Linked DNA regions of Homo sapiens: regions 1 and 3 are each linked to region 2. Evidence: chromatin contacts called from ENCODE Hi-C or POLR2A ChIA-PET data. All regions are on one chromosome and are shown on one strand. The core of a region is the stretch at or near the end of the contact, and the rest is flanking DNA. Distances in the headings are between cores, read along the strand shown.

Region 1 (2,700 bases), core at 90-2,589, 180 kb before region 2:
ACATAGCCATAAAAAAGAATGAAATCGTGTTCTTTGCAGCAACATGGATGCAGCTTAGGATTGGCACTTAAGCCATAATCTTAAGTGAATTAACCCAGAAACAGAAAATCGAATACTGCATGTTCTTATTTATAAGTGGGAGCTAAGCATTGTGTACACATGGGCATAAAAGTGGGAACAAAAGACACTGGGGACTCCAGGAAGGGGAGGGAGGGAGGAAAGGGTTGAAAAACTGGGTATTGGGTACTATGCTCAGTATTTGAGTGATGGGTTCAATAGAAGCCTAACCCCAGCATTATGCAATATAACCATGTAACAAACCTGCACATGTACCTGAATCTAAAATTTTATATATTAAAAAAAAAAAAACTGTTCTGACCAGTAAAAAAAGAGCTGAATGAGGATGGGCCCAGTGCTCTGCCTATTTCAGCCCATCACTCTCCCTTCTGCTTCTCTTCACCTCCCGGCCTGACCGGGCCTCACCTGCCCATCTCCTTGAGCTCTTGTACCACTGAGCTGGGCCTTCCCCAACCCATCCTTCACATCCTCCCACTCCTGTCCAGGATTTTGGCCTGCCATGGGATGCCAGAACTTGCCCTGAGCAATTTGTGTTTCTTAAATTTGTTTTTTGGGTAAGGAAGTAGCTTTGCGTTTCTGATTAGAAAAGAATATGTGCTTATCGTAAAAAGAAATCTGAGTCATGACAGGAGAGCCTGAGAAAGAAAACATCATCTCATCTTCCAGCGCCCAGGGATAACCACCAAATTCTGGGGAGCCTCCTTTCATAGGTCTTTGCATGTGTGCACATTTATCTGTCCAATTTTCCATCAACTGAATATGATTATAATCAACATCTGTCTCTTTGTTTTGCTCACCTGTCCCCCACTGGGCCATCACTGTGTTCCTACCTGGTGACACTGCGTCCTTGTGTCCCCATGCTGGCACAGTAGGCCTGCTGCATCCTTGCATTCATTTTACATAAGTGAGACCATGCCCATTGCCTTAGCAGTTTGAAGGAGCTATTTGTATACGACAGATATGTATCCTTTATCGGTCCCTTGTGTCTTGTTTTTCCACTGTTAACTCATTGTGGAGACCCCTCCAGGTCAGCTGGAAGGGAACCAAAGCATTCCTTTCAAAGACGCCTCAACATTTTATGGTGAGGACATGGAAGGGCTCACTCACTCAATCCTCTTCTGCCTTCAGACTGTTTTCAATTTTTTTCCCCATCACAAACTATGCTCCTGTTGCTACCCACACACATTTGTGCTTTCATTTCTGCTGAGTGGCTGCTAGCGAAGGCTGAGCCTTGGGGGTTTGGGTATGTTTTCGAGTAGACAGTGCCTGCCCTACTGTTCCTCAGACAGTTTCACTCTCCTGGTGCACACCTGTTCAGTGCTACTGGCTGTCAGAACACTTAAACAATAAAGTCCCCTCCAGTGCTCCTCCAATTGAGACGGGGCAGGGGCCTCCTCTTAGGGCACTGTAGCCCCCCAGCCCCGCAACAGGGCATGGAAATGAAGGAAAATCCCGAGTTCCTTGAAGGGAAGTTCCAGGCACCTAGCTAGCCCTGAGAAATAAATGAGCAACTTGACAAACAAGAGGGTAACAGCAGCCTAAAACAACAGCCAAGGAAGCCAGAGTCCTGGGCTGTTTGGTTCCCTCTGGAAACTAAAGAGAACCCCTGAACATGTGTCTCTGAGTTGTTTTTCAGAAACCCAGACCCCCACCAAACCGATCCACTGGCACAGAGACCTCAGATAAGACGGAACTGAGGACTGAACTCTGAGCAGGCTCTTTGTTCTAAATTTCTTCCTGGGGGGCCTGGGGGAAGTCCCGCCCACAAGCCACAGCTAACATTCCTTTCTGGTAACCCAAATTTTTAAATGAAACTTCTCTTCCTTAACCAATTTCAAAACAACAAATTTTTGAATCTACCTATGACCTGGAAGCCCACCCCCACTTCAAGATATCCCGCCCTTTTAGGCCAAAACCAATGTGTACCCTCCATGTATTGATTAATGATTTTGCCTGTTAACTTCTGCAATTCCTGAAATTCACTCTGCCTTTAAAAACCCTTACCTGCAAGCCATCAGGGAGTTCCGGTCTTAAGAGTGAGCTGCCCAATTCTCCTTTTTTGGTCCCCGCAATAAATGCCTTGTGTTCTCGTAGATTATATCCCAATCTCAGTGTTTGGTTTTGCTGCACTGGGCAAGCAGATCCCAGTCCAGCTCGGTAACACAACTGTCCTCGCCACGACAGCCTCAACCCCAGGACCCTCTGACCGCCCACTGCAACATGCACCTGGTACAGCAGGCGCTGTGGGATCTGCTCCGGTGCTGGCCGAAGCTCTGACCTTGCTCCGGTGCTGGCCGAAGCTCTGACCTTGGGCTGCCCAGGCCCACCAGTTATCCCGTGAACACTGCCAGGCTGCAACAACTCATGAGCAGAGCATGGGGCTCCGTCCTTGCTGGTGTCTGGGAGTTACCCCTTTGTTTTTCCAACCAGGCATGTCAGAAATGATATCTCATTGTTAACTTTCATTTGCATTTCTCTAACTACAGGTGAAGTTAGGAGTTTTTCCATATGCTGGTTGCCCATTTACATTTCTTCTTTTGTGAATTGCCTATTCATATTCTCTGCTCATTTTTCCACTGGAGTATTGGTATTTTCCCGTCAATGTAAAGGAGCTACCTGTGT
Region 2 (2,700 bases), core at 47-2,546:
TTAATTGATTATCTCTTTTGTTTTTCTGTTTTTAATTTTATTGATTTCTGCTCTTATAACTATTATTTTCTTGTTTTTGCTTGCTTTGAATTTATTTTTCTCTTCTTTGTCTGGGTTCTTGAGGTGGGAGCACCTCAAAAAGTTGGGGGCACAAAATAAAGTGTAACATTTGTATTGGTTCTCTTTTTGCTTCATTGTTAGTTTGTTTCTGTAATTAGTGTTAAGTTGTGATCAGCATAAATAATGGGTTATATTATTTGCAAACCTCAGGGTAAACTCAAATAAAAAACAAAACAGATACACAAAAAATGAAAGGCAAGAAGTTAAATCTACTACCAGAGAAAATTATCTTCATTAAAAGCAAGACAAGAAGGAAGGAAAGAAGAAAGAGAAGACCACAAAATAACCAGAAACAAATAACAAAATTGCAGAAGTAAGTCCTTACTTATAATTACATTGAAAGTAAATAGACTAAACTCTCCCATTAAAAGACATAGAGTGGGCTGCAGCCAAGATGGCTGAACAGGAACAGCTCCTGTCTACAGCTCCCAGCATGAGCAATGCAGAAGATGGGTGATTTCTGCATTTCCATCTGAGGTACCGGGTTCATCTCACTAGGGAGTGCCAGACAGTGGGCGCAGGATAGTGGGTGCAGTGCACCATGTGCGAGCCGAAGAAAGGCAAGACATTGCCTCACTCAGGAAGTGCAAGGGGTCAGGGAGTTCCCTTTCCTAGCCAAAGAAAGAGGTGACAGATGGCACCTGGAAAATTGGGTCACTCCCACCCTAATACTGCACTTTTCCGATGGGCTTAAAAAATGGCGCACCAGGAGATTATATCCCACACATGGCTCAGAGGGTCCAATGCCCACGGGGTCTCGCTGATTGCTAGCACAGCAGTCTGAGATCAAACTGCAAGGTGGCAGCAAGCCTGGGGGAGCTGCTTGGTGTGGTGGCGGGCACCTGTAATCCCTTGGGAGGCTGAGGCTAGAGAATCATTTGAACTCAGGAGGCGGAGGTTGCAGTGAGCTAAGGCAAGATCACGCCATCGCATCACGCCTGTTGCTTGGGCAACAGGGCGAGACTCCATGTCAAAAAAAAAAAAATGCTTGCTAATATAAACGTGATCATAAAGACAGCAATGATTATCATGAAATTTTAACTTGCTTACCAGAAAAAGTGCATGATCTAAAACTTGGCAAATGTGCTGTTCCGTGAAACAAGGGGGTGAAGATTAGAAAACTCGAGCTTCTTCGGATTCTGAATTAACTGAAATCATATTTAAGTTGGAAAGACAGTGCCATCTAGTGGTGCATTTCTTTTTCTTTTGAAATTACTGGTTTTAGCCATTCCTGCCTTATATAATTCTAGCACTTTAGGATAATGTCAGTGGTCATGGTCATGGCTGTTCTGTGGCCTTGAGCACATCATAGCTCTGCTATGAATTTAATATTTGGAGTTAGATACACACAGATACTCATTTAGAAATACAATAGGGCGGGGCGCGGTGGCTCACGCCTGTAATCCCAGAGGCAGAGGTTGCAGTGAGCCAATATCACGCCATTGCACTCCAGCCTGGGTGACAAGAGCGAAACTCCGTCTCAAAAAAAAAAAAAAAAAAAAAAAAAAAAAAAAAAAAAAAAGAAAGAAAAAGAAAAAAGAAAAAAAAAAAGAAACAGAAAAGGGGCACTGCGGATCACGAGGTCAGCAGATCGAGACCATCCTGGCTAACACGGTGAAACCCCGTCTCTAGTAAAAATACAAAAAAAATTAGCCGGGCGCGGTGGCGGGCTCCTGCAGTCCCAGCTACTCTCGGGAGGCTGAGGCAGGAGAATGGCGTGAACCCGGGAGGCGGAGCTTGCAGTGAGCCGAGATAGCGCCACTGCAGTCCGGCCTGGAGAAAGAGGGAGACTCCGTTTCAAAAAAAAAAAAAAAAGAAAAAGAAAAAGAAATATAATGAAGATTACTCAGAAGAAAACAAATGTTTTCTAGTTATGTGTTTGAGAGAAATCCAAGCACCCACTATTTCAAAGGATGTTTCTAGAAGGCTGCCATGGCTGCGAATTGTTCTGGGTGCTGGCGACACCACAGTGAAGAAGTCAGACAGAGTCTCCGTCTCCCCACCCGTGGGACTTACATCCTTGTTGGGAAAGAGACCGGACAAAGCAAATAAACAATAAATAAGATCGGTTTTGATTATAATAGGAAAATAAAACAGGATGATGCTGGGGGAGGGCAACATTCGATAGCACGGGCTTCTCTGAGGAGGTGACATGTGAGGTGAGGGCCCATGACAGGGAGTCCTTAGCTGTGCGGGTTCAGCTTCAGCTGAGGAAAGAAGTCTCCTGGCAGGAAGAGCTGCAGGAGCAGGGCCATGGGCAGGAGTCCTCCTGGGATGAAGGAAGTGCAACCAGCAGTGAGGTGCGGGCGGCCTGGGAAGGAGGCACAGGCCAGAGCAGCTGGGGCTTGCAGACCGTGAGAAGGAGCTGGAATTTTACTTTAGGTGCAACAGGGATCTGCCGGAGCATTTTAGTCAGAGCAGGAGCAGCATCTCATTGGAGTTTGCAGACATGCAGGCAATTCAGTGGAGAACACTATGGCTGCTCCGGAATTAGTTCTATTAAGAAGATGTTTCAGTGGGAACAGGTGAAGAACAATGGTGGTCACCTGGAGATGGAGCCCTCTGAGATATGTTTTGAAG
Region 3 (2,700 bases), core at 159-2,658, 250 kb before region 2:
ACAGCTGCCACCACTGTGCCAGTCCAGAACATTTTCATCACCCGAAAATGAAACCCTCTACCCATTAGCAGTCACTCCCCATTCTCCCATCCCCACAATCCTTGGTAACTGCGAATTTACTTTTTGTCTTTGTGGATTTGCCTATTTTTGACATTTTATATAGATGGAATCATATAATATATGATCTTTTGCTACTGGCTTCTTTTACATACATAGCATAATGTTTTCAGGGTTCATATTGTAGTATGTGTCAGTATTTATATCCTTTTAATGACTGAATAATATTCCATTGTATGGATAATACCACATTTTGTCTCTCCATTTATGTGTTGATGGACATTTGAGTTGTTTCTACCTTTTGGAAATTTTTATTTGTGTTTGCTTGGTATATATTTTCCCATTCCTTTATTTTACACTACCTGTATCAATGAAACGAGTTTCCTATAGATAGCATATAATTGGTTGTTTTTTATTTATTTTTAGTTTTTATTTTATTTATTTATTTATTTATTTATTTATTTATTTGAGACGGAGTCTCGTTCTGTCGCCAGGCTGGAATGCAGTGGCACGATATCTCGGCTCACTGCAACCTCTGCCTCCCGGGCTCAAGCAATTCTCCTGCCTCAGCATCCTGAGTAGCTGGGATTACAGGCATACGTCACCATGCCTAGCTAATTTTTGTATTTTTAGTAGAGACGGGGTTTTACCGTGTTGGCCAGGATGGTCTTGATCCCTTGACCTCGTGATCTGCCCGCCTCAGCCTCCTGAAGTGCTGGGATTACAGGTGTGAGCCACCGTGCCCGGCCATAATTGGTTGTTTTTTTAAAAAGTCAGTTCTCCACATTTGTGTCCTGTAATTGCAGTGTTTATGTACACTTAATTGTTGCTATATTTATCTATTTGGAGTTTGACTATCTCTTTGCTTTTTAAAAAATGAGTTACAAAATACATACTTCTCAGAGTCTATTTAGAATCAGTATTTTGCTACTTCAATTGTAGTGTAGAAACTTCGCTAAAATATAGAAAATATATCACAACTTTCACTTTCCCCCTTTCTGTTACAGTTATCTTACATTCTACATTGCATACCTTCAGAGCCCCTCATAGAATGTATTATTATTATTATTATTTGCTTTCAGCCGTCAAATGTAAAGAATCAAGAGAAAAAGAATAGTCAATTGTTTTTGTCTGAATGCTTAGCCTTTCTGTTGCTCTTTCTTTATTGCTGATATACACATTGTTTTCTGGTATCATTTTCCTTCCATGTGATGAATTTCTTTTAAGCAGTTCTGTTGGTTGCTAATCTTGTTGTTACTCTTTGTCTGTGACTGTTTTTATTTCCCTTCATTCCTGAAATATATTTTCACCACATACTTAGTTTTAGGTAAACAGGTCTCTTTTGTCAATATTTGAAAAATGATGTTACTTCTGACTACTGGCCTTGAGGGTTTCCTGATGAGCAAGACACAGTCATTTGAATCATTGTTCCTCTATAAGTAATGCATCCTTTTTTTCTCTCTGCTTTCCAGATTTCTTCTTGTCTTCATTAATTTGACTATGGTATGCCTGGGCATAGGTTTCTTGTAGTTCATTCAGTTTTTTGAATGCATAGGTTTATGTCCTTCTCCAAACTTGGGAAAATTTTAACAAATTTCTTCAAATATTTGCCAGCACCGTACTTTCTCGTTTACTGTTTGGAATAATTTGTAGCCATTTGGGATTGGCTTTTTAAATTAAGTGTAATTCTCTGGAGATTTCTTCCAGGTTTGTGTTTATCAATAGTTTGTTCCTTTTTACTAGTGGAGTAGTTTTCCATGTTATGCACGGACCACAGTTTTCTAACCGTTTACCTGTTGAAGGACATTTGTTTGAACAAAGCTGCTATAGACACCTATAGGTTTTTATGTGAACATGTGTTTTCATTTCTCCAAGGTAAATCTTCAGGAGAGCAATAGCTATTTCATGTTTAATTTTTAAAGAAACTTCCAAAGTTTTTTCCAGGATAACTGTCATTTTATTTTCCTGCAAGCAATATATAAGTGATCTAGTTTCTTTATATCCTCAACATTTGGTGATGTCATTATTTAAAAAAAAATTTTTAGCCATTCTGATAGGTGTGTAGTAATATCTCATTGTGATTTTACTTTCATTTATCTAATGGCCAGTGATGTTGAACATCTTCTCATGTGCTTATTTGCCATCTGAGTATCCTATTCATTAAGATGTCCCTTCACATGTTTTGCCTATTTTCTAATTGGATTTTTAAAAATGTTCAGGTCTAAGAATTCTTTCTGTATTCTAAATACTAGTCCTTAATTGGATATTCATTTGCAAATATTTTCCCCCAGGCTATAGCTTTTATCTTCAGCCTTTTAGCGGGGTCTTTCATGGAGCAAACGTTTCTGATTTTGATGAAGTTTAATTGATCAGTTTCTTAAATGGATCCTGCTTTGGGTGTGTAGTATAGGAACTCTTTGCCCAACCTTAAATCCTGAAGATTTTCTCCTATTTTTTAAAATGTTTTATGGTTTTAGATTATACATGAAGTCCATGAACTATTTTGAGTTAATTTTTGTATAAGTTTGAGACTCAAGTCAAAGTTCATTGCTTTGTTCCAGCATCATTTGTTGAAAATTCTCTTTCCTCTATTGAATTGCTTTCTTAAAAATCAGTTGGGCATATTGTATGGGTTGATTTCTG

Evidence for each region. Hi-C counts contacts between places; a loop is a spot of excess contacts on that map. ChIA-PET counts read pairs that join two places held with the same protein, here RNA polymerase II (POLR2A). Pooled maps may share reads with other maps.
Region 1: a loop to region 2 is called in a map of HepG2, with 4 times the contacts of the local background. The contact joins two enhancer-like sites. A Hi-C loop is called at or near these places in 7 of 168 maps with a recorded cell type or tissue (B cell, Caco-2, GM11168 and 4 more), 14 of 37 single-sample maps with no recorded cell type and 10 of 50 pooled maps. POLR2A ChIA-PET finds 5 or more read pairs at or near these places in 2 of 52 experiments (SK-N-SH and activated naive CD4-positive, alpha-beta T cell).
Region 3: POLR2A ChIA-PET joins it to region 2 with 30 read pairs in activated T-cell. The contact joins two enhancer-like sites. POLR2A ChIA-PET finds 5 or more read pairs at or near these places in 2 of 52 experiments (H1 and activated T-cell).

Annotation. Positions count from the first base shown.
Region 1 is chr10:45,432,932-45,435,631 of GRCh38, reverse strand. The region is part of intron 7 of ALOX5 (arachidonate 5-lipoxygenase); the gene reads right to left. Among named protein-coding and RNA genes, the nearest start is that of ALOX5, 60 kb to the right of the region's middle. RefSeq lists enhancers at 1,788-2,326, 2,327-2,700. Within about 2 kb of position 1,339, at least 3 of the 41 ENCODE cell types and tissues checked have a DNase peak (open chromatin) inside an H3K27ac peak, as active enhancers do.
Region 2 is chr10:45,248,852-45,251,551 of GRCh38, reverse strand. No RefSeq gene overlaps it. Among named protein-coding and RNA genes, the nearest start is that of OR13A1, 65 kb to the left of the region's middle. Within about 2 kb of position 1,296, at least 5 of the 41 ENCODE cell types and tissues checked have a DNase peak (open chromatin) inside an H3K27ac peak, as active enhancers do.
Region 3 is chr10:45,501,362-45,504,061 of GRCh38, reverse strand. All of the region lies in intron 2 of MARCHF8 (membrane associated ring-CH-type finger 8), which reads left to right. All of the region lies in intron 1 of LOC105378286 (a long non-coding RNA gene), which reads right to left. Among named protein-coding and RNA genes, the nearest start is that of MARCHF8, 33 kb to the left of the region's middle. RefSeq lists an enhancer at 187-687. Within about 2 kb of position 1,408, at least 2 of the 41 ENCODE cell types and tissues checked have a DNase peak (open chromatin) inside an H3K27ac peak, as active enhancers do.